Linked DNA regions of Homo sapiens: region 2 is linked to region 1. A link is an interaction called in ENCODE POLR2A ChIA-PET data of the cell type or tissue named here. Cell type or tissue: B cell. All regions are shown on one strand. Links, peaks and the distances in the headings refer to the core of each region. The heading gives the core; the rest is flanking DNA.

Region 1 (11,904 bases), core at 4,724-7,223:
AACCCCATTTCTACTAAAAATACAATAATTAGCCAGGCATGGTGGTGTGAGCCTGTAAACCCAGGTTCTTGGGAGGCTGAGACATGAAGATCGCCTGAACCCAGGAGGCAGAGGTTGCAATGAGCCGAGATTGTGCCACTGCACTCCAGCCTGGGCAACAGAGTAAGACTCTGTCTTAAAAAAACAAGAAAGAAGGTCTTCAACAGCAAATGGCTTCCCAAACTAAGTACCGTATGTTAAATCAGGGCAAAAATCATGGCAAACTAAATTTCCCATTCATTTCTTCCTGGGGGTTAGTGGTAGAACATGACAGGCAGATGCGAATGGGAAGTGCGGTAACAATACTAACAAGGACTCAGAAGCAACCAGCCCCAGCCTCTGGAGAACCCACAGCACGTTGGCATCAAGCAGACAAATGAGCCTTTGCTCTGAGGGCTTCAGACCTGTTCCAGAACCCTTCCCAGACAGGGCAGAGCTCATAACACTGCAGCCTCCAAAGTGCTCCAACAGGGGATGCTCCACCTGGGGAAGGGGAGATGCTACAGGTGATGTCTCCTTTACAGCAAGAAGTTTTAAATAATCCAGACTCAGTCTCTTGAAGCCAGCAGTCCATTACAAGTAGAGTTAACTGATAAGGCGGAATTGATTACAAAAAGGTAATTCAATTGCAAGACTCCTGACAACACTATAATCTAATACTGCTTAGGAAGGAAATCACTCTTTCTCTTTGGCATTTTCATTAACAGCACCACCTTACTGCAGTTTAAAAAGTACCATCAGGAAAAATAGCCTCTTTCACTGTCCCTCCTAGATAGATTAATCTGACCTGTCTGTAAATAATGGAATTTCTATTCAAGCCCCAGCTTGTGATTCATTTTGTTTGACCAGTAATGGCATGCGAGATGACAAATATTCATGGATTGCGGGTTTTTTCCATGAAAGTGGCTAACAAGTAAGGGGACAATGTTGAAACCCAAGACATCATTCAGAGAAACCCAAGCCTCACAGGGCTGCTCTCCTGGGAGAAGCAGTGTTAAATGGCAGCAGGTTGAACCTTCTTCCCTCTTTTTTTTTCTCTTAGTAGAGACATTGCCCATGCTGGTCACAAACCTTCTTTTTCAGGAGCCCCACTCCCATTCAGCTTAAATTGAAAGTTCTAACTATCAGGTTTCAACGTAATTATCTCCTTCCTCTTTTTTTTTTTTTTTTTTTAATAAAATGCTGATAAGCCAGACGCAGTGCCTCACGCCTGTAGTCCCAGCACCTTGGGAGGCCAAGGTGGGAGGATTGCCTGAGCTCAGGAGTTCAAGACCAGCCTGGGCACCATGGCGAAACCCCATCCCTACTAAAAAATACAAAAAATTAGCTGGGCGTGGTGGCAAGTGCCCATGGTCCCAGCTACTCAGAAGGATCAGGCGTGAGGATCAGGTGGCGGTTGCAGTGAGCCGAGATTGCGGCATTGCACTCCAGCCTGGGCGACAGTGTGAGACCTTGTCTCACCCAAAAAAATAAAAATTAAAATTAAAAAATGCTGATTCTTAAGCGATGAACACATTTTACCTGGGTTTTGGAAAAAATATATGCAGCCCAGCTGGGCAGTGACTGCACACCCAGCACACATTGGTACAGAACAATGTCCATAATCCCAGCACTCTGGGAGCCGGGGCAAGAGGATCAGTTGAGCCCAGGAGAGCAGCCTGGACAACATATCAAAACTGCATCTCTGGCCGGGAGCGGTGACTCATGCCTGTAATCCCAGCACTTTCGGAGGCTAAGGCAGGCAGATCTCTTGAGGTCAGGAGTTTGAGACCAGCCCAGAGGCCAACAATGGTGAAACCCCGTCTCTACTAAAAATACAAAAATTAGCTGGGTGTGGTGGTGGGCGCCTATAATCCCAGCTACTCAGGAGGCTGAGGCAGGAGAATCGCTTGAACCCGGGAGACAGAGGCTGCCGTGAGCTGAGATGTGCCACTGCACTCCATTCTGGGTGACAAAGTGAGATTCCGTCTCAAAAAACAAAACAAAACAAACAAAAAACAACTGCATCTCTACAAAAAACAACAAAAAATAGCTAGGTGTGGTGGCACATACCTGTAGGGCCCATTACGTAGGAGGCTGAGGCACCAGGATCACTGGAGCCCAGAAGTCTGAGGTTACAATGAGCATTTTTTTTTTTTTTTTGAGATGGAGTCTCATTCTGTTGCCCAGGCTAGAGTACAGTGGTGTGATCTCGGCTCACTGTAGCCTCCGCCTCCTGGGTTCAAGTGATTCTCCTGCCTCAGCTACCTGAGTGGCCAGGACTACAGGCACCCACCACCATGCCCGCCTAATTTTTATATTTTTAGTAGAGATGGGGTTCTACCATGTTGGTCAGGCTGGCCTCAAACTCCTGATCTCAGGTGATCCGCCCGCCTTGGTATCTGAAACTGCTGGGATTACAGGGGTAAGCAACAGTGCCTGGCCTACAATGAGCTTTCATTGCACCACTGCACTCTAGCCTGGGCCACACGGCGAGACCCTGTCTCTGGGGAAAAAAAAGGAAAAATGCATATAAATATATTTAATCTGTTCTGTGTTAATAACATTAGGAATGTGAAAAAGCATTCCAAACTCATCAAAGGAGAACTTAAAGATATAAAAGTAATATTTCATTAAACATACAAAAAGTTCAAGATACATAAAATTTTAAGACTTCATAAAATAGAACATTGCTGAATAAAAGAAAACAAAATGTGTAATGTACATAAAATATACAAATGTGAATTTATTCTTTGCATTTTAACAGCAAGAAATTGGAAACAATCTGAAGTCCATCAGTAAATAAGTTTCTAGTTAAATTATGGTAGAACCATACAATAAGATACCACGATATGTATGGTAGATCCATACAATAAGATACCAATAAGAAAGAAAACCAAAAAAAGCTCTTCATGTGGACATGTGGAAAGATCTCCAAGATTAATTTTTTCATGAAAAAACAAAATCAAGGTGCAGAACAATGTCCATAGTATGTTAACATTAATTTGTTTTAAGGTGAGAAAGAGACACTATATATAATTATATATAAATAAATTTATGTTTGCTTGTATTACATAAAAATAGTTGGAAAGATGCACAAGAAACTAATAAAGTACTTTTACTAATTTGGCAGGGTTGGAGGGGTGAGGAAAATTGGGAACTGAGCAGATGGGGAATTAAGGGGAGGACACTACTCGCTGTGTATCTCCTTCTATATCTTTTGAATTTTGAACCTTGTAAATGTATTGCCTATTCACACATTTAAAAAAACGAAACAAAGTGTTCTACCCAGTGGGCATCCCTCTCTCAGCCATGCACCGTGACGGCAGAGTACAAGTTACAAGTCATGCCTGAGTCTGGGAGGTCCACGGTTGGGAATCCATCACTGGCTTTTGTGAGCAAGGCAGGTCACGCGGATACAAAGCATCTTTCCCTGTCTGCTGAAGTAAAATCCATGAATAACTTCTCCAAACATTCCTAACCAAAACTCTCATATGTTAGGAAAAAGTTCCGAACTAGAGCTCAGTCAAAAATCTCCTCGGTTTGCAAGCACAGCTGTAGAGCTAAAGCTTCAGCACCCTCTAAAAGCTTGTCAGAAATGCAGACTTATAGGTCCCACCCCAGGCCAGCTGAATCAGAATCTGCATTTTAACGAGACACCCAGAACATTCTTACCCGCATTAGAGTTTGAGAAGCACTGAGCTATGGTCCACTTTCAATTAAGGTTTTTACCACATCAGAGTTGGATTTTGAGCAAAAGCCACGTTATCAGATTCAGTACGTGGGTAAAGGTTGGTTTTGCCAAATACAAGTAGGCCTTCTCCTGTAGTTTGGCACCACTTGAGTAACTACTGTCAATATTTGCAACTTTACAACCACTATGGAGAACAGTTTGGAGGTTCCTCCAAAAATAAAAACAGAGCTACCTTACAATCCAGCAATCCCATTGCTAGGTATATACCCCAAATAAAGGAAATCAGTATAGAAAAGAGGTCTCTGCATTCCCATGTTTACTGCAGCACTATTCACAGTAGGCAAGATTTGAAAGCAAGTGTCTATCAACAGATGAATGGATAAATAAATGCAGTACATATATATACAATGGAGTACTATTTGGCCACAAAAAAGAATGTGATCCTTTGGATGGATGGATGAAACATGGATGGAACTAGATCATTATGTTAAATAAAATAAGCCAGGCACAGCAAGACAAACTTCACATGTTCTCACTTACTTGTGAGAGCTAAAAATTAATACAATTAAACTCATGGAGACAAAGAGTAGAAGGATGGTTACCACAGGCTGGGAAGGGTAGTGGTGGGGTTAGGGGGGTGGATGGGAGGGAAGTGGGGAGGGCTAATGGATTAAAAAAAAAAGTTACAAAGCATGAATAAGACCTAATATTTGCTAGCACAACAGGGTGACTATAGTACAAAATAATTTAATTATACATTTTAAAGTAACTAAAAAGTATAACTGGATTGTCTGTAACACAAAGGATAAATGCTTGAGTTGGACACCCCACTTACCCTCATGTGATTATTATGCATTGCCTGCCTGTATCAAAACAAATGCAACCCATAAATATATACACCCACTATGTACCCACAAACATGAAAATTAAAAATTTATATATTTCGGGCTTAGCCACCACTATCTCAAGCACATCATGAAAACTAAAGGTAAACAGTAGCATGATGTTTTCAGGTTGCAAGCACTGGTTTCATAACAGGCTGTAAATTAATCCTAAAAGTCAGAACTTCTCTTTTTCAGTGGTTCTCAAACTTTGGTGTGCCTAAGGGTCGCCTGGGGAACCTGTTTAAAAATACAGACAGCGGCCAGGCACAGTGGCTCACACCTGTAATCCCAGCACTTTGGGAGGCTGAGGCGGGCGGATCATGAGGTCAAGATATCGAGACCATCCTGGCCAACATGGTGAAACCCTGTCTCTACTAAAAATACAAAAATTAGCTGGGCGTGGTGGCGCATGTCTGTAGTCCCAGCTACTCGGGAGGCTGAGGCAGGAGAATCACTTGAACCCGGGAGGCGGAGGTTGCAGTGAGCCAAGATCGCGCCACTGCACTCCAGCTTGGGCGACAGAGCAAGACTTTGTCTCGAAAAAAAAAAAAAGTGCAGACAGCAAGAGCTCACCTCTCAAGAGTCCTATTTAGTAGCTTCATCAGCAGTAAGCCTAACAATAATAAGAAACACAATATCAGGGCTGGGATTAGGGTGAGGCAAGCAAGGGACCCAGGGTACAAAACTTAAAGAAGTGCTTGCTCTCAGGTTTGTGCAAGTGCCAAGACAGTAAGTGCCTCCTCACACACTTCGTGGGGCATGTCACTTGACTCACTCTAGTCTTGGTCCTGCAAAGTATAGGGTAGTCCATGGACCATCAGCATCAGCATGGCCTGGGGACTTATTAAAAATGCAAAAGCCGTCTGGGCACCATAGCTCACCCTGTAATCCCACTTTGGGTGGTTGCTTGGGGACAGGATTTCAATACCAGCCCAGGTAATATGGCAAGACTCCCATCTCTGTAAAAAAATTTTTTTTAATTACCTGGGCATGGTGGCAGAAGTCTACAGTCCTATCTACTAAGAAGGCTGAGGCAGGAGCATCACTTCAGTCCATGAGTTTGAGGCTGCAGTGAGCCATGATCAGGCCACTGCACTCTAGCCTGAGTGACAGAGTGTGATACTGTCCAATAAATAAATAAATAAATAAATAAACGGGGCAAAATCTTGGCCTACCCCAGACCTACTGAATCAGAATTTGCATTTTATGCTGGGTGCTGTGGCTCATGTCTGTAATACCAGCATTCTAGAAGCCCAAGGCAGGTGGATCACCTGAGGTCAGGAGTTCAAGACCAGCCTGGCCAACATGGTGAAACCCCGTCTCTACTAAAAATAAAAAAAGAATTTGCATTTTAACAAGATTCTCAGGTTATTCCTGTTCACATTAAAGTCTGAGAAACAATGAATAGAAGGGATGCTCAAATTTAGTTCTGCAACTGAAACCAAAACCCTAAGCACTTTTTAACCTATCATGCTGCATTTCTAAAATAGGAAACAGTGAGTAATGGCTCTCCACTGGAGTCCAAAGGACAGCCCTACAATGGCCAATATTATTGTCACCCCTTGGTCAATGGCCTGGATAATGACATAAGAGATGCTTATTAACCTGCAGGTGGCACAAAAGAGGAGGCTGCTGAGGCAGGAAGGAGCAGAGTCAGACCATCCTGACCGGCTGGATGCCAGGTAAGCACATAACAAGTTTTACATTTAGGTTAAAAATTTCAGTAATGAAGGTATAAGATGTGTGTGGTGGTTTGCTTGGAAATAAAACATATGAAACACTCTAGGAATAAATCCAAAAGTGTGTCATGAATTTAATATAATGGCATTTCAAAACAGGAAAAAATGAGTAATTCAATAATGTTGGAGTAACTAGACAGCTAGCTGGAAAAAAATTAATTTGAACCCCTACCTCACATCTTATCTTAAAATAAATTCTAGATGCATAAAAGATTTAAGTACACACACACACACACAAACACAAACACACACACTCACACAAATCCATTTAAGTACTAGCAGAAAATATGGGTATTTTTTAAACAGCCTCAAGTGGACAAGGCCTTTCTAAGTATGAATAAACTCCAAACACATGAAGTCCAGAGGTCATTTTAAAAAAGATGGCTACATTTTATTACATTAAAGAAAAACTTCTGCACGGCAAACACCAATGTAAACAGAGCTTGGAGACAAATGACGAAATGGTGGGGGGGGGGGCAATTTGTGACTCATATCCAAGACATAGGGCTATTTTCAAAAATCCCCAAAAATCAAGAAGAAAAAAGCCCAACAAGCCAAGAGAAAAGTGGGCAATGCTGAGGCTGGAGAGCCTACGGAGGCCGGGCACTGTCCTCCAATAGCTGAAGACCACTTCTGTGGGAGTGAAAAAACTGAGTCATTCATTTCTACAAATGGTTAAATCAGGACTTAGGGTGGAAATTCCCATGAGTTAAGTTTTAGCCGAACATAGAGAACTTATTAATAATTCGGGCAGTCCATACAATGGAATGGGCCTGCTTAAAAAACTGCTGAATTCTTGTTCAGTGGAAGCACTCGGGCCAAGGCTAGATGAGGGTCAACTTGTATGAAGTTTTTTGGAAGGCATGAGATGGGAAACTAAACTGCACGATTACTGAGGGTGCTTAAAACCCTAAAATTATGCAATTCTATTCAAAGACTACATCCGCTCTGGAAAAGATAGGAGAATAAATCAAATAATGATGGGCTATCACAGCTCCATAAAGACTGAAAGCCATGGTGCTCATCACTCCTAGCTTTTTATTCTAAGTAGGGTGTTCTCTGGAGTGGGGATGTTAGAGGATATGAAGGTTTTGTTAAATCATAACTCCTGCACTCAGGAATATTTTGGTTTGTTTTGGTTTTTGGTGTGTGTGTGTGTGTGTGTGTGTGTGTGTGACAGTGGGATTGGGCAGTCCTGTTTCACATTCTTGGCGTGTGTGTGTGTGTGTGTGTGTGTTAGCGGGATTGGGCAGTCCTGTTTCACATTCCTCTCCTGGGCTCCCCAAACACTGAAAGCAACAGCACAATTTTGAAAGAGAGTGAATTAGTGCTGGAGGGTTGAGTGTGAGGTCTCAGCAGCATAGCCACATAACCCGTAGGACGTACTTACGTATCTACGTCATTTACGACAGTCCAATTATGAGCTAAAAGTCACAGACAAATCAGTAGCTCAATAATTCAACTGACAGGTGGACAGTGTTTCAGAAGCTAGTCTGGAAGGCACGTGGGCAGAATCTGAAACCACGTTAAGAGGAGCGCAGGAGGCTGGGTGTAGTGGCTCACGCCTGTAATCCCAGCACTTTGGGAGGCCAAGTGGGGTGGATCACTTGAGGTCAGGAGTTCGAGACCAGCCTGGCCAACATGGTGAAACCCCGTCTCTACTAAAAATACAAAAATTAGCCAGGCATGGTGGTAGGCACCTGTAATCCCAGCTACTCGGGAGGCTGAGACAGAAGAATTGCTTGAACCCAGGAGGTGGAGGTTGCACTGAGTTGAGATTGCACCACTGCACTCTAGCCTGGGTGACAGAGCAAGGCTCTGTCTCAAAAAAAAAAAAAAAGCGCAGGAGAGGAGGCCAGCAGGGATGAGGGCAGGCCTCAGGCAGCCATGGTACATGCTGAACCTGTGCACAGTGTGTCTGGGTGACAGTGCTGGCATGTTTTCCACACAGAAAATCGCTCTGTAATACTAGTAATTTATCAACTAAAGTTAAAATGAAGAACTTTCATTTATCTTGAGTTCTAAAGCTTAAGCCAAAGCAATTTTAGTTGGAGAAAGCTGAGGAGCTAACAAAAACCCATAAAGATTCTGAAGGGCGTGCCTTACCTATCTCAGAGCTCGTGAAGATGGCAACCATGAGTCCTTAGCGTGGCTTCTAATTTCTCTTCAAAATCAAGGGCTTCCTTTCTTTTTGATATGGACACACCACTAAGTACTCTTTAGCCATTACCAGGACAAGCTTTTAGTTCAAAATATAATGAAAAGAATGAGTGGTGAGAAGAAATAAGATTTTTTTTTTTGAGATGGAGTCTATCTCTATTGCCCAGGCTGGAGTGCAGCGATGTGACCTCAGCTCACTGCAACCTCCACATCCCGGGTTCAAGCCATCCTCCTGCCTCAGACTCCCAAGTAGCTGGAGTAGCACCACACCTGGCTAATTTTTGTATTTTTAGTAGAGACAGGGTTTCACCATGATGGCCAGGCTGGTCTCGAACTCCTGACCTCAGGTGATCCACCTACCTCAGCCTCCCAAAATGCTGGGATTACAGGCGTGAGCCACTGCACTTGGCTGAAATAAGATATTTTTGAGGTAAGAGAGCAATAAATAAGGAAGAAACAAGAAACCCAAAGAGGAGATAAGAAGGATTATCTCCGGCATAATTATCTAAGATTCAAGACAGAATAAAAGTGAGTAATTGCTGGGGAGTGAAGGGAATCCCCAGTGATAGTGAGAAAAAGATGACACCGTGACCAAGTTTCTACACTGGCCATCAGGGGGCACCATCGGTCAGAACAACGCCCTGGCGCCAGGGTACAGGGAGCCCTACCCAACTGGACTTCCATATGTACAGGCTGCTCCCACTTTGGGAACACATACTAAACTATAAGCCATTGGAAATGCTTTTACAGCCAGATTAAGAGAGAAAAAAAAATACATCAAAAACAAACACAAACCCATCTGTCCCTATATTTGTACATCCAAATCAGAAATGGCAACGATACGTAGCGTGTCATTTGGATCCTAGAAGTAGGGAGGGCCAGAGAAAGCTGAAGAAATTTCATCACCTAGCCAGGTGTAGTGGCAGGCACCTGTAGGTCCCAGCTACTAGGGAGGCTGAGGCACAAGAATCACTTGAACCTGGGAGGCAGAGGTTGCAGTGAGCCGAGCGAGATTGCTCCACTGCACTCCAGCTTGGGGGACAGAGCGAGACTCCGTCTCAAAAAAAAAAAAAAAAAAAAAAAAAGAAAAAGAAAAAGAAAAAGAAATTTAATCACCGAGTCCCTGTTACTGAAACTCAGCCGGCCTCACAACAGTCGAGGGCAGCAGCACAGTGGGGCAGTGGACTCCGCACAAGGGGATGGTGGGGAATTACGCTAATGGGGATTTCAGGGAGCACAGAGAGGAACCTGGAACAATGACAATGTGATCAATGCCTCAGGAATAGGCATTTCATGCTTATGTTAGAGCTAGGTTCTCATATCTTTAAGAAATTAGAATAAACATGGGGTATATATCACAGGCATCTGAAGAAGGAAGTCAACAACTTGCCCAGTATCACACTTAGCCAGGACAAGTATCTGTCTGGCTTGCTAATCCAGTTTCTTTCCATTAGATATTTTTATAAATAATTAAATTTGTGATGGGAAAAAAAAGAAGAAAGCATTGCTTTAAGGTACATTTAACAAAAAAGTCTGGCTGGGCGCAGTGGCTCACACCTGTAATCCCAGCACTTTGGGGGGTTGAGATAGGAGGATCGCTTGAGGCCAGAAGTTTCAGACCAGTCTGACCGACAGATGTGGAACTCCATCTCTACAAAAAAATTGAAAAGTTAGCTGGGTGTAGTGGTGTGTGCCTATAGTTCCTGCTACCCTGGAGGACAGCTTGAACACAGGAATCGGAGGCTGCAGTGAGCTATGATAGCGCCACCCCAGCCTGGGCATGGTCTTCAGACTCAGACCTGCTGGCAGGCAAAAATCTTTCAATGACATCTCTGGATCTACATCAGGTTATAAACCACGGACATTATCAGCTGTTCCAGTGACCTGCATCGAGGTTGGCAAGATCCTTTGCCCCAAGCATCTGTGCACAGTGATGCCTCCAGCAGCCACTAGTGAAGCCAAGGAGCAGAACATAGGAAAAAAACTCAGCTCCTCCATCTGGCAGCATATGGCTAGCCAGACCTAGTGCTCTATCTTGCAAAACTAGCTATAAAGCTGAGGTGAGAGTCTTTAATGAATAAATGCAACAAATAAACTCTGCAAAGCAGAGTAATAATGGCTATACGAAGACAGGTGACACGGGTTAGAGTAGCAGCAGGAGGCCATAAAGTGCCCAGGACAGATTCCAGAAATTTTCTGGAGTCAGAATGTATAGAACTTGCTGATAGATTGCACACACAGAGCATGAAAAAGAAGCAAAGATGACTCCGGGGTTTTTGGCTTGAGCAACAGGGTGGAAGGCAGCACCATTTACAGTCGGCCCTCTGTACCCACAGGTTCCATATCCATGGATCAAAAATATTTAGGAAAAAAGCCAGGTGCCATGGCTCACTTCTGTAATCCCAGCACTTTGGGAGGCCAAGGCAGGGAGATCACTTGAGGTCACGAGTTCGAGACCAGCCTGGCCAACATGGTGAAACTCCGTCTCTACTAAAAATACAAAATTAGCTGGGCGTGGTGGCATGTGCCTGTAATCCCAGCTAATCAGCAGACTAAGGCATGAGAATTGCTTGAACCTGGGAGGCGGAGGTTGCAGTGAGCAGAGATCCCACCACTGCACTCTAGCCTGGGCAAGAGAGTAAAACTCCATCTCAAGAAGTATGTACCTATATGTATATTTAGGGGGAAAAAAAGGCTGGTTGCATCTATACTGAACATGTACAGACTTTTTTTTTCTTGTTTATTCCCTAAATAATACAGTATAACAACAATTTACATAGCATTTACATTGTATTAACTATTATAAGTATTCAAGAGATTAAAGTACGAGGGAGGATGTGTGTAGGTTATATGCAAATACAGTGTCACTATATAAGGAACTTAAGCATCTGTGGATTTTGGTATCTGTATTAATCCGTTTTCACACTGCTATAAAGATACTACATGAGACTGGGTAATTTATAAAGGAAAGGGTTTTAATTGACTCGCAGTTCCACAAGGTAGGGGAGGCCTCAGGAAACTCACAATCATCGTGAAGGGGAAGCAAGCATGGACTGTCTCACATGGTGGCAGGAGACAGAGGTGTGTGAGAGCGCAGGAAAAAAGCACCATTTATAAAACCATCAGATCTTGTGAGAATTCATTCACTGTCACAAGAACAGCATGGAAGAAACCGCCCCCATAATCCAGTCACTTGCCATCAGGTTCCTCCCTTAACACTCAGGGATTACAATTCAAGATGAGATTTGAGTGGGGACACACAGCTAACCTATATCAGTATCCATTGTGGAGGGCTGCTCGTGGAACCAATCCCCCAGAGATACCAAGGGACAAGTGTACTTAGATGAATAAAGATTGGGAGAGGAACAGATTTTTTTTTTTTAATGAGGAAGGGATAAAATAAGTTTTA
Region 2 (4,104 bases), core at 1,605-4,104, 250 kb after region 1:
GGTGCTGGGCAAGAAGCTGTCCAAAGGCACCAAGAAAGACCTGGATGACATCAGCACCAAAACAGGCATCACCCTCAAGAGCTGCCGGAGACAGGTATGCACTGCATCCACACGGACACAGCATCCCATCTACACTTCACTCCCTCCCTTTGGCCACTGGCCCAGTTCCAGCCTCTGATTGTGGCAGCAGCTTCATACCTAGTCTTCTCCTCCCTTCCCCTTTCCCCTCCTTTTTTTTTTTTTTTTTCGAGATGGAGTCTTGCTCTGTGGCCCAAGCTGGAGTGCAGTGGCGCGACCTCAGCTCACTGCAACCTCCGCCTCCTGGGTTCAGGTAATTCTTGTGCCTCAGCCTCTGCAGTAGCTGAGATTACAGGCGCCCGCTCCCACACCCAGCTAATTTTTGTATTGTTAGTAGAGACAGGGTTTCACCATGTTGGCCAGGCTTGTCTTGAACTCCTGGCCTCAAGTGATCATCCGCCTCGGCCTCCCAAAGTGCTGACATTACAGGCGTGAGCCACCGTGCCTGGCTCCCTGTTGTGCCTTCCAAGCTATCCTGTACTGTATGGCCAGAGTGACCTTTCAGAATGACCTGAAATTTTATCAGACCCCTGATAAACTTTCATTGGCTCCCACTGCCTCCTGGGTAGCAGCTGCACTCCTTGGCTTTGACCTATGGACTGTCCTGTTATCTCATCCCTGCAGACCTCTCTAGGCTTACATTTCTCCAGCCCCAGGCTTTCCTTTACTCATGTTGCTTCTACCTGGAGGGTACTGTTCTTGGCAATATCTACCCCTTGAAATCCAAGACAAGAGGTGAGATGCCACCTTCTCCACAAGCCTTTTTGGTACGCCAGGAAGAAGTAACCCTTCTGGGTCTTTGATGCCTTTCTTTTGTATCTCCTGTGAGCTTTCTGTTTATAGCTTAGCATTTGTTTTTTATTTTTTAGTTTCTAGGGCTTAGCCAGGAAAGTCTCTTCCAACTCAAACTTGTGAAGATCTGGAGAGCATGGTGCTAAAATGGGGTTGGATTTAGAGATAAGATTGAGTAAACATTTATCCAAGGCAAGATACAGCAGGAGTTGCTAAGCATTTGATTTGATAACAAGTACTAATAACTAATAGTTGGTTGAAGGAATAACAAATGCTAAATCAGCATCTGCTGACTGGATAGGTGGATGGGGAAGGGAGAGATGTTCAATAAGTGGTTTATTGGGTGAGCGACACAGTGTACACTCTGACCAGTCCTCTCTTCTACCCTAACTGCCCTGCAGTTTGACAACTTTAAACGGGTCTTCAAGGTGGTAGAGGAAATGCGGGGCTCCCTGGTGGACAATATTCAGCAACACTTCCTCCTCTCTGACCGGTTGGCCAGGTGAGGAGCTAGCCACCTCCCCATCCCGCACACTACTTCCTGGGCCCGGAGGCTCGTCCACCTTCCCTACCCCAAACCTTCTGACCTCCTGAGTATGCTGGGGGAATGATTATCCCACTTTTGGTCTGTACTTTTTTTTTTTTTTTTTTTTTAATGAGACGGAGTTTCACTCTTGTTGCCCAGGCTGGAATGCAATGGTGCAATCTTGGCTCACTGCAACCTCTGCCTCCTGGTTCAAGCAATTCTGCCTCAGCCTCCCGAGTAGCTGGGATTACAGGCTTGAGCCACCGCACCCAGCTTGGTCTGTACTTTGGACCAGACTGACCTGGATTCAAAGCACAGTCCAGCGATTTCCAGCTGGGCTGTTGAGAGGTACCATATGTAAAGCCCATGGCACAGCCCTGGCACTTAGGAAGTGCTCAGTAGATAGTAACTGTTACCCTTATGGTCTCCCACTGTATCCACTAGTAAACTTGAGCTGGAACCTTCTCTTCGCACAGATGGGGAAGGGTCATAGAGAAGTGACTTGAGACACGTCACACAGTGACTTGAGGCAGAGAGAGGCCAGAACTCGGACACCCAGCTGAGGTTGCAGGTGGGAGCTGCTTCCTAAGAAGGAATTTCAAGCCCTAAGAGGACCCTCCTCTCGTCTGTGCAGGGACTATGCAGCCATCGTCTTCTTTGCTAACAACCGCTTTGAGACAGGGAAGAAAAAACTGCAGTATCTGAGCTTCGGTGACTTTGCCTTCTGCGCTGAGCTCATGATCCAAAACTGGACCCTTGGAGCCGTCGGTGAGGCCCCCACTGACCCAGGTGCCTGGACGCCTCCCCATCCTCAGGACCTGATTCCCCACCAGTAGTTTCTCCCACAGGCCCTCAGTTCCTGGCATCCGCTCCTGTTCATGGCCCCCACCCAGGCTCCCCCTGCCCATAGAATGTTTTCCCCACACACACCTTGTCTGCAGACAAAGGGCCCATTGCCTCTCTGTGGCCTGGGGCATGTCACTCCATCTCTCTGACACTCCATTTCCTCTTTTGTCCCCAGGGGGGAAATAAGGTGGTGGGTGAGGAAAGGCTTAGGCTATCACAGGAGGGGTTTTTATCACCCACCCCCACCCCCTTCATGGCCTCACAGACTCACAGATGGATGACATGGACATGGACTTAGACAAGGAATTTCTCCAGGACTTGAAGGAGCTCAAGGTGCTAGTGGCTGACAAGGACCTTCTGGACCTGCACAAGAGGTGACCTTGTAGGGGCCCATGGGGCGGGGCCTGCAGTAGGGGCCCAGGTGGCTATAGGCGTGACCCTGTCTCTCTGCAGCCTGGTGTGCACTGCTCTCCGGGGAAAGCTGGGCGTCTTCTCTGAGATGGAAGCCAACTTCAAGGTCTGTGGTCCCATCCAGCCTCTGACCCTTGGCATCTTCAGCCTCCAGTTCGCCACCCCTACCGGGCAGCTCTGCCCCTGCCAGGGATTGGCCGGCAGGTGGCACTGCTGCTCCCTCTGGTGGCCGCTGACGGGAGCAGCTCATAAACAATGGGGACTTGGTTGATGGAGGGAGGTGGATGGATCTGGGGAGGGGCCTGCTCCTCCTCCCCCAGCTTCTGTGCTCAGCTGCCAACTTCTGGGGCAGAAAGCAGAGCTCCAAGGATCCCTGCCCCACAGAACCTGTCCCGGGGGCTGGTGAACGTGGCCGCCAAGCTGACCCACAATAAAGATGTCAGAGACCTGTTTGTGGACCTCGTGGAGAAGGTGAGCTGTCGTGCTCTCTGACACCCAACCTGGTCTGTCCCTGGCCTATACAAGTGCTAAGTATTCTCTTGGGCCCGCAGTTTGTGGAACCCTGCCGCTCCGACCACTGGCCACTCAGCGACGTGCGGTTCTTCCTGAATCAGTATTCAGCGTCTGTCCACTCCCTCGATGGCTTCCGGTGAGCAGCCCTGTCCTCCTGTCCAGCTTGGCTTTGCCCCAGCCTGCCACCTGCCAGGACCTCGCCTCCTGCAGACTCAAGGTTCCCCATTCTGCTACCCTGGGGGTGGGACCAAAGTCTCTGGACCAAAGCTCTGGCTCTCCCTCTTAGAAGCTGTGTGATTTGGGGCAGGTTTCTTAACCTCTCCATGCCTCAGTTTCCTCATGTACAAACTAGGGTTCATCATGAGAAGAATTGTAAGGATTTTCTAAGGGCAAAATGAATGAAGGTGTAGAAAGCACGCAGGGCAGGGCCTCCATCACGGTGAGTGTTGTGAAAACTCAGCTGTCACTGTTCATGTTCTTACAGACACCAGGCCCTCTGGGACCGCTACATGGGCACCCTCCGCGGCTGCCTCCTGCGCCTGTATCATGACTGAGGTGCCTCCCAACGCTCCGCCCACGCTGACAATAAAGTTGCTCTGAGTTTGGAGACTGGTCCTCGCTCCGGGGAGCAAGTGGGGGGCGTGCAGATGTGCCTGTGTCTGTCTCTGAGCACCTGGTGTCCGTGTACAAGGATGGATGTGTACAGTGGCTCCTTGGGAACTGAGACATATCTCAGGGAATGGTGTCTGTGCTCAGCCCATCCACCAGAAGAGTCTGCTCACAAGCCAGAGGTCTTGTCTTGGTTTATTCAGGCTGTATTGAGATTGGGAGGATGGGCAAAAACCTGGGGGTGGGGCTGGCAAGGAGGCAGTTGGCCTAACAGGACAGAGCTGAGGGGGCCAGGTGGGTTCAGGGAGGGCAGGAGACTCGGGGCTTCA

Evidence for each region. ChIA-PET counts read pairs that join two places held together with the same protein. Peaks named below come from ENCODE experiments on the same cell type or tissue, not always from the same donor. Only the 100,000 strongest peaks of a DNase experiment are listed, where the experiment ranks them.
Region 2: POLR2A ChIA-PET joins it to region 1 with 6 read pairs; 6 of 35 experiments call an interaction of 5 or more read pairs at or near these places.

The regions. Positions count from the first base shown.
Region 1 is chr11:66,131,931-66,143,834 of GRCh38, reverse strand. The region is part of intron 1 of PACS1 (phosphofurin acidic cluster sorting protein 1); the gene reads right to left. Among named protein-coding and RNA genes, the nearest start is that of PACS1, 68 kb to the right of the region's middle. RefSeq lists silencers at 4,766-4,925, 7,930-7,979. In B cell, for the core only: no CTCF peak of the experiment used is centred there; DNase peaks (open chromatin) are centred at 4,766, 5,386 and 6,114; H3K27ac peaks cover 1,884 bases.
Region 2 is chr11:65,883,590-65,887,693 of GRCh38, reverse strand. CTSW (cathepsin W) reads right to left here. Exons shown (of 10, transcript NM_001335.4): 10 at 3,953-4,104. The coding sequence ends at 4,076. It overlaps FIBP (FGF1 intracellular binding protein), which reads left to right. Exons shown (of 10, transcript NM_004214.5): 3 at 1-94; 4 at 1,272-1,372; 5 at 2,031-2,164; 6 at 2,508-2,616; 7 at 2,696-2,759; 8 at 3,038-3,124; 9 at 3,205-3,302; 10 at 3,651-3,954. The coding sequence ends at 3,720. Among named protein-coding and RNA genes, the nearest start is that of FIBP, 2.8 kb to the left of the region's middle. RefSeq lists an enhancer at 2,548-2,607. In B cell, for the core only: CTCF peaks have their summits at 2,651 and 2,854; a DNase peak (open chromatin) is centred at 2,873; H3K27ac peaks cover 423 bases.